Regions from separate parts of the Homo sapiens genome. Here region 2 is linked to region 1. Evidence: read pairs that join two places in POLR2A ChIA-PET (ENCODE). Cell type or tissue: endothelial cell of umbilical vein. All regions are shown on one strand.

Region 1 (4,000 bases):
TTTTCTGGAACAGGAAAATGATGGTTTGGGGATTATATATGTGAATTATGGGACTAGAGAGACCTCACTTTTCTTTCTTTTTGAGACGGAGTCTCGGTCTGTCACCAGGCTGGAGTGCAGTGGCGCAATCTCCCGGGTTCAAGCGATTCTCCTGCCTCAGCCTCCCGAGCGCCACCACGCCCAGCTAACTTTTTTTTTTTTTTTGAGACTCTGTCGCCCAGGCTGGAGTGCAGTGGTGCGATCTTGGCTCACTGCAAGCTCCGCCCCCTGGGTTCACGCCATTCTTCTGCCTCAGCCTCCTGAGTAGCTGGGAATACAGGCGCCCGCCACTACGCCCGGCTAATTTTTTGTGTATTTAGTAAAGACGGGGTTTCGCCGTGTTAGCCAGGATGGTCTCGATCTCTTGACCTCGTGATCCGCCCACCTCGGCCTCCTAAAGTGCTGAGATTACAGCCGTGAGCCACCGTGCACGGTCAGAATACATTTCTTTACTTCTTTTGAAGTTAGGCATGTCCACACAGTTTGACTTGGCAAATGAAATGTGAGAGTAAATAATGAGATTCACCTCTCATTTCCTCTGGTTTGGTCACCAAAGAAGAACATATTGAAATGGAATCTACATCAGCCAACTCTGCCGGCTGGTATGAGACATGTATTGTGAATAAGAAACAAACCGTGTCAGCCAGTGAGATTTGGAGGTTGTTTATTGTTAAAGTGGAAGCTAGCCTACCCTGACTGATGCAGGCAGTGTAGGGCTAGGTAATCTACTTGTGGATGGACATGGATTCAGAAGTAGCCTGTGACACAGCTGAACAACTTAACAGTCTGATGCCAAACAACCTAACAGGTTGATGCTTAAAGAATGACTCTTCAAAGATGAGAACAGCCCACAAACAAAACAAAACAACACAAAAGGAAAATTCTTCAGAAGCTATGTCCTGAAGTCCTTCTGTTTGTAACAGGACTTTCTTTCCCTCTAGCTACTGCCCAGCTTGGAAGGCTGATCCGTACACTTTCTCCTTTACAATCTCTGATTCATGCAACTATCATCGTCAAAAAGAGATTGTGGACTAGGCTGGGTGTGGTGGCTCAGGCCTGTAATCCCAGCACTTTGGGAGGCCAAGGTGGGTGGATCACCTGAGGTCAAGAGTTCGAGACCAGCCTGGCCAACATGGCAAAACCTGTCTCTATTAAAAATACAAAAAAATTAGCCGGGCATGGTAGCGTGTGCCTGTAATCCCAGCTACTCGGGAGGCTGAGACAGGAGAATCCCTTGAACCCAGCAGGCAGAGGTGGCAGTGAGCTGAGATTGCGCCACTGCACTCCAGCCTGGGCGACAGAGGGAGACTCCATCTTAAAAAAGAAAAAAAAGAGATTGTGGACTAATGACATCTTTTATGATTGCTTTCTACATCCCCCTTCCTTGCCAACTCCCTCTTTGCCTCTCTACTTCCTTCCTTCCTGAAAAAAAATGAAATGATCAAGTGCCTACTTTGTGCCAGGCATTGTATAAATTTCTAGAAGTGCAAAGCCAAAGGATTGTGATTTGGCCCCAGAGGAGTGTCTATCTAGTTAATGGTATAGTCTAACCTTTCCAAACAAATACTACTAATATAAAGTGGTGAATGTTATACAGGTACTTGAGATATTCACAAAATAATATCTAGGCTCCCAAATAACATAGAGTGGCCATCATCTTATGTGGCTAAGCCTTGAACTTTATGCAGACCCCTAGCACAAATCAATCCAAACAACACATAATTATCTTAGTAAGATCCGCAGTTAGTTGTAGTCATTCAAAACTTTGCTAAGTCTTAAGTTTGCGAAAGTCTTGAGTAGGCAAGAGACCATTATTTTGAAACAGAAAAATAGTTAAATATGTAGAGTATTTGAGAAATGTGTGAGAACTGCCTATTCAACTCTGTTGGGCCAGGATGTAGATCTTTCCAAATCACATGACTTCTCCCTGTTGGCACAATCAATCATATCTGAAAATGATGACATATGGAAATAATTAAATAACAAAGAAGAGAGATAAACATTGTCAAGTGACTTGGGCTGTAGCCAGGAACTGACAATGTTAAAAAATATTTTGCAGAAGATTGTACATTTAAAAGCCGTAAACTGTGACTGATCATAGGAATTTATTTTTAAATAGGTTTCATTAGTTCAAGTTAGAATGACAATAAATGTGAAGACATGTTTGTCTGGGATGTGGTTTTTTTTTTGTTTTGTTTTTTGCTTTTATTCAGCAAAGCGTACTTTTTTTCCCAAAACATAAAATCATTCAGCAAAAAAACAACCAAAGAACAATAACAAAAAAACAGTGCACATGCCACAAAGCAAACCAAACATAGCTCAGTTTTCCTACTGATAACATATTTTGTCTTTTAATTTTGGCATGTGGAAGTCACAGAAATTCACAGACTTAATATGCACACCCAAATATTCTAAGTGCTTATTTAGGGAGTATCTTTATTTGGAATAAAGAATTTCGAGTTATAAAACTGATGGCTTATAGAATGCAGCTTACTAAATTGGTCTTCGTTCTTACAAACTGGAGTAATCTTGTCCTTTGAGAGTTGAAAATACATATTCATCTACATTTCTGCAGCGAGTGGCCCACAGTTAATTTTCATCACTGGTGGGGTTGGCAGAATGTTCACTCTCTTCTGCTGCTGTGCTGTGTCTTCGTTGACTTGGAATTGCAGGAAGCACTCGGTTTGTCCGCAGAGGTTCTCCAGATAGAACTGGGAAGAAAGAATAGAACAAGAGACTTTCAAGATTTGCTTCTCTAACAGGAAGGCGGCAGGAGAATTGTATTGTGTTTTAGGAGTCGAGGCATTTCTAAGAAGTGTGTCTTGGTGAGAGCTAGACTGCAGAGAGAAGCTGTGTATGTATATCTTGTATATATATCTGTTCAGGCTTGCTGCATGAAGTCTGGGATTTCAAATATGCACACATAGAAGACTGTACCAAGTGTGATCAAACATGATTGGGCTGTGTGTGCCTGGCAGAGCTCTTCCTTGGAGTGGAGTAGCTGTTGATGTTCAAAAACTGCTCACAAGGTTCTAAAGAAGGCCCAAGACATTTGTACTGTGCTTTTATGCAAACCTCAAAAGGCTCTCAGGCTTCTTTTAAGAAAAGCACTGTGGGCCCTTTCATTTCTTTTTTGTAGAGCTAAGTTGATCAAAGATCTTTATCTTTCCTTCTCTCCTGAAACTTAACTGTGAAAAGCAAAGCTCTTGGGCCCTGCCAAAGAAAACCTCTCTTCGGCTTCTCCAAGCTCCAACAGCATTCAAGACTGAGTGGCTCTTTCCTTAACTAGATGTTTTTGTGGCTACAGTTCTGCTTAAAGACAGGTTCGGGCTTGAATTTCATTCAATGATAGAATTGACACCATCCAAAACGTTCACTTTACACACATCTGTAAAGGGCAGAGGAACTGATCTGTCAAGGAAGAGGTCTTGGTTTCTGCTACTAACTCTCTGTGTGACCTTGGACATATCCCTCTACCTCTTAGTTTCCTTATCTGCCAAAAGACAGAGTTGTACTAAGACCCTATTTTTCATTGTTTTTACCTAAAGAGTTCTAGAGCTCTTGGTTTGTCTCCTTCAAACCCTAGCCTAGGGGAGAAAGACATACTGGATATATACTCTATGCAAACAGTGTGCCAAGTGTTTTACATATGTTATCTCATTTAGTACTCCGATAAATCTTATTAGAATAGCACTATTGTTATGGACGGTGAGGAAACTAAAGTACAGAAAGGTTGAGAAACTTATCTGAAATAGGACAGCTCCTAAATCGTCTAACCTGCACTTAGGAGGATGTGGAGGGGCTGTGTGTGTGTGTGTTTGTCTGTGATAAATGCAGTGGGGTGCAATTGGAAGAAAAAAAGAAAATAGAATCCAGTAAGTATTGCTTATTTCATGAGGCAGTAGACTCAGTGTCCTGTAGTTTTGTTCCTGGCTCTACAATGGGAATAATAATAAAACTT
Region 2 (4,000 bases), 150 kb before region 1:
ATCCTGGGCAACAAGAGTGAAACTCTGTCTCAAAATAGATAGATAAATAAAAATTCTAGAAAAGGCAAAACTACAGTTACAGAAAAGCAGATCAATGACTGCCTGGGGTTGGGCTGAGAAGAAGACAGATTACAAAGGAGAACAAGGAAGCTTTATAAAAGTGATGAAAATGTTCTATATTGTGATTATGGTGGTAGTTATACATCTGTATGTAATTACAAAAATTCATCAAACTGTACACTTAAAATGGATAAATTTTATTGCATGTAAATTCAGCTCAATAAAGCTGGGGGAAAATGCAAAAATATGAATAAAGTTACTTACAGGTCTCGCTTATTAAAGCAGAACAGCACTCCCAGAAGAGTTGTCAATAGGAATGCTAAGCAAACAGGCACGACTATGGCTTCAATTTCTCCTTGAGCTTAAAAAAAAAAAAAAAAAAAAAAAAAGAGGTGTGATGGGAAATAATGTTGACATATGAACTAAGAAGACATAATACAACTTCCCAACCAGACTTACTGTTGAAAAGATAAAATACAATCCTAATTATTTTTCAAGGTCTCTTCAGACTTGATGATTTTTACCCTCTTCTCTCTTTGGTAAATCACATCCCAACCATTTATGTCTTATACATTAACCTGGCCGCATAGCATAAAATATATGTTGGTTGGGGGATAAAAATGATCAGTGTATCGGGTAATCTACTGGGTTAGAGCTTTCAAACATAACCATTTGTAACATTTATGATCTGCATTTGGTAGAATCTTAGTAAAAGTTTATCTCTGAGTTCTAATACTGTATAACAGAGAAATTATGTCAGAACAAATATAAATACTGGGTAAAATGGAAAAGCTATAAAAACATAATTGAACTACACATTTAACCTTCTAAAAAATAAAAATGCAACTCTCAGAAGTTTTAAGAGTTATTTACCATTTTTCAAAAGGAGGATATAGCTGGTACAGGGCTAAGAACTTTAGGAGCTGCTCAATGGGCATGAGGAGTGGCACGAGTAGGAATAAACTAAAAAGTAAACAAGCCTAAGATCCCTAAATACCACACAAATCCTCATCTGCATTTAAAAGAGGACTTGTTCATCAAATTAATCACTAATTGGGATAATTAACATTGGAGATTTTTTAAATGACTGTCCTGATTAATTTTGAATTTTACTTAGTCTTTTACAGTAAAAAATGTATGAAAGTAATATTGCAGCCATATACTATTCACTTAATTTTATCCTTCCACCACACATATCCCTTTGTAAGTAACTAACATCCTATGAAGCTCAGTAGAAATCAAGAAATCAGTTAAATGCTTGAGAATAAACTATGGGTTGGCAAATATTAACTCTTAAATGCTAAGCATCATATATATATATATATGGGTGTATGTATATATATTTATGTGTGTATATATTGATATATGTGTGTATATATATATTGATATGGGTATGTATGTGTGTATATATATATAAAATGCCAAATCTAATTTAGGCAGAAACTTTGCTTTATTAAACATCTGCTTTTATGTTTTCAAGCCTGTGCCTTTGCTCATGCTGCTCTCTAAGATGCCACCTTCTTCCTATTTGTCCACATACTAACTCAAGGCTCAAGTATTTTCTTCTTCATAAAACCTTTGAAGGTAAAATTATCCACTACTGGTATATTTAAATTCCTACTCTATTTACTGTCTACATAGTCCACAGGTTCTCCTTTTTCTGATTTACTTATGCAAAATTTCTTCAACTAAGCTGTAAGGTCCTCGTTGGCAAGACTCAAGCCATGTGAAGAAGCCATAATGGATCCATGAGACTACAGATAGAGAATTGAAAAAAGGTAGGTTATAAAATAATACTAAGTATAATTTAATTTTAGGAAAAAAATATATACAAAGAAGACACTAAAAGGATACACAAATATGTTATTTTGGGGTAAGGGACTAGGACTAATTTTTCTTCCTCTCTACATTTTACTGTACAGTCTAAATTCCCTATAATGAACACCTATGTAATAAAAAAATTTTAGGCTGAGCATGGTGGCTCATACCTGTAATCCGGCACTCTGGGAGGCTAAGGCAGGAGGACTGAGGCCAGGAGTTCAAAACCAGCCTGGGCAACACAGCGAGATCCCATCTCTACCAAAAAAATTGTTTTAACTAGCCAGGCATGGTGGTGCCTACCAGCAGTCTTAGTTACTTGGGAGGCTGAGGCAGGAGGATTGCTTGAGCCCAGGAATTTGAGGTTGCAGTGAGCTATGACTGCACCACTGCACTCCAGCCTGGGAGACAGAGCAAGACTCTGTCTCAAAAACAAACAAACAAAAAATATACATATGGGCTTTTATGTGTGTGTGTACACACACACATACATATATACAAAGCTCTGTAGAGATGGCTGGTCTCCACAGAAATACATAAAATATACATTTTTAAGTTTATTTTTTAATTTTTCTCAAGATTATGGTATAAAGTTTTATTTTAAATAACATACCTATTAACATACCACCACATGGGACCAACCTTATCCCAGAAACTATATTCATTACTGACCCTAACAGCAAAGCTCAGGAACTTTTATCATTTATTTTATGTAGTCACTCATTCATTTATTCCCTCATTCAGCAAGCATTCAACCAACAAGGCACATGGAATTTACTACTTATCATTAACTAGGCTGGCACTTGGGGGTGGGGGTTACAATTATGGTAAAATAAGGTAATTTTCTATAATGATTCAAAATGTAGGGGGAGCAAGAAAGAATGTTGGTTAAGTTTGCTTTAGGGAAGATACAGAAGAGCCAGATGATGAGGTGAAGACCTCACTGGGGGCAATGCACTAAGAAAAGAGAAGTTAGCATGAGGAGCTTGCAGTTGAAGAAAATGATGATGAAAGGGTACGCACAATCAACAGGACTTGACACTCAGCTTATGTGAGAGAAAAATATACAAATACATTTATTGTAATCACATTTAAATTTATGGCTTTGGCATAGAACGAGGGAGGGAAAATGTATTTGGGAAGGAAAGAGAAGATGGCTAAAGCCATGGACAGAGTTTGAATAGGCAAGTAAGAAAACAGGGTCAAGAGGCCGGGTGCGGTGGCTCATGCCTGTAATCCCAGCACTTTGGGAGGCCGAGGCAGGTGGATCACCTGAGGTCAGGAGGTCGAGACCATCCCAGCCAACATGGTGAAACCCCGTCTCTACAAAAATACAAAAAATTAGCCAGGCATGGTAGTGGGCACCTCTACCCCAGCTACGTGGGAGGCTGAGGTAGGAGAATCACTTGAACCTGGGAGGTGGAGGTTGCAGTGAGCTGAGATCGCACCACTGCACTCCAGCCTGGGTGACAGAGCGAGACTCTGTCTCAAAAAAAAAAAAAAAAAAAAAAAAAGCAAAAAAAGGAGAAGAAGAAGAAAACACCAAAGAACAAGGAGACTCAGGAGACTGTGCTAGCAGAAAAAGTATGGTTAGAAAACCCAAGGGAGGAGGGAGTTTCAAGGATGGAAGGCCAACAGAGTCAAATGCAGAAAAGGCTGGAGGCAGTGGCTTATGTCTATAATCCCAGCACTTTAGGAGGCCAAGGCAGAAGGATCACTTGAGCCCAGGAGTTTGAGACCAGCCATCTCTATAAAAAAAATTAGCTGGATGTGGTGGCACTGGTCCCAGCTACTTGAGAAACTGAGGTAGGAGGATCACTTGAGCCCAGGAGGTCAAGGCTGCAGTGTGCCATGTTCATGCCATTGCACTCCACTGTAGCCTGGGCAACAGAGTAAGACCCTGCCTCCAAAAAAAAAAAGTAGAAAAAAGATGAAAACTAAAAAGCATGCAGTACATATGATGATCAAGAGGTCTTCTGAGTGACACCAGAGAGGTTTCAGTGCAGGGGTGGGGTAGGACCCCTAATTTCAGTATGTTAAATACTGAGTGGGAGGTACGGAAGTGAAGACTGTAAAGTGGACTAGTCCTTCAAGTAATCTCTCAATAAAAGAAAGAAATGAG

The links. Peaks named below come from ENCODE experiments on the same cell type or tissue, not always from the same donor. Only the 100,000 strongest peaks of a DNase experiment are listed, where the experiment ranks them.
Region 2: POLR2A ChIA-PET joins it to region 1 with 9 read pairs; 3 of 35 experiments call an interaction of 5 or more read pairs at or near these places.

The regions. Positions count from the first base shown.
Region 1 is chr5:56,097,555-56,101,554 of GRCh38, forward strand. ANKRD55 (ankyrin repeat domain 55) reads right to left here. Exons shown (of 12, transcript NM_024669.3): 12 at 2,126-2,750. The coding sequence ends at 2,629. Among named protein-coding and RNA genes, the nearest start is that of IL6ST-DT, 100 kb to the left of the region's middle. In endothelial cell of umbilical vein, no CTCF peak of the experiment used is centred here; DNase peaks (open chromatin) are centred at 727, 2,027, 2,927 and 3,107.
Region 2 is chr5:55,947,169-55,951,168 of GRCh38, forward strand. It overlaps IL6ST (interleukin 6 cytokine family signal transducer), which reads right to left. Exons shown (of 17, transcript NM_002184.4): 15 at 325-421. Among named protein-coding and RNA genes, the nearest start is that of IL6ST, 46 kb to the right of the region's middle. In endothelial cell of umbilical vein, no CTCF peak of the experiment used is centred here; no DNase peak of the experiment used is centred here.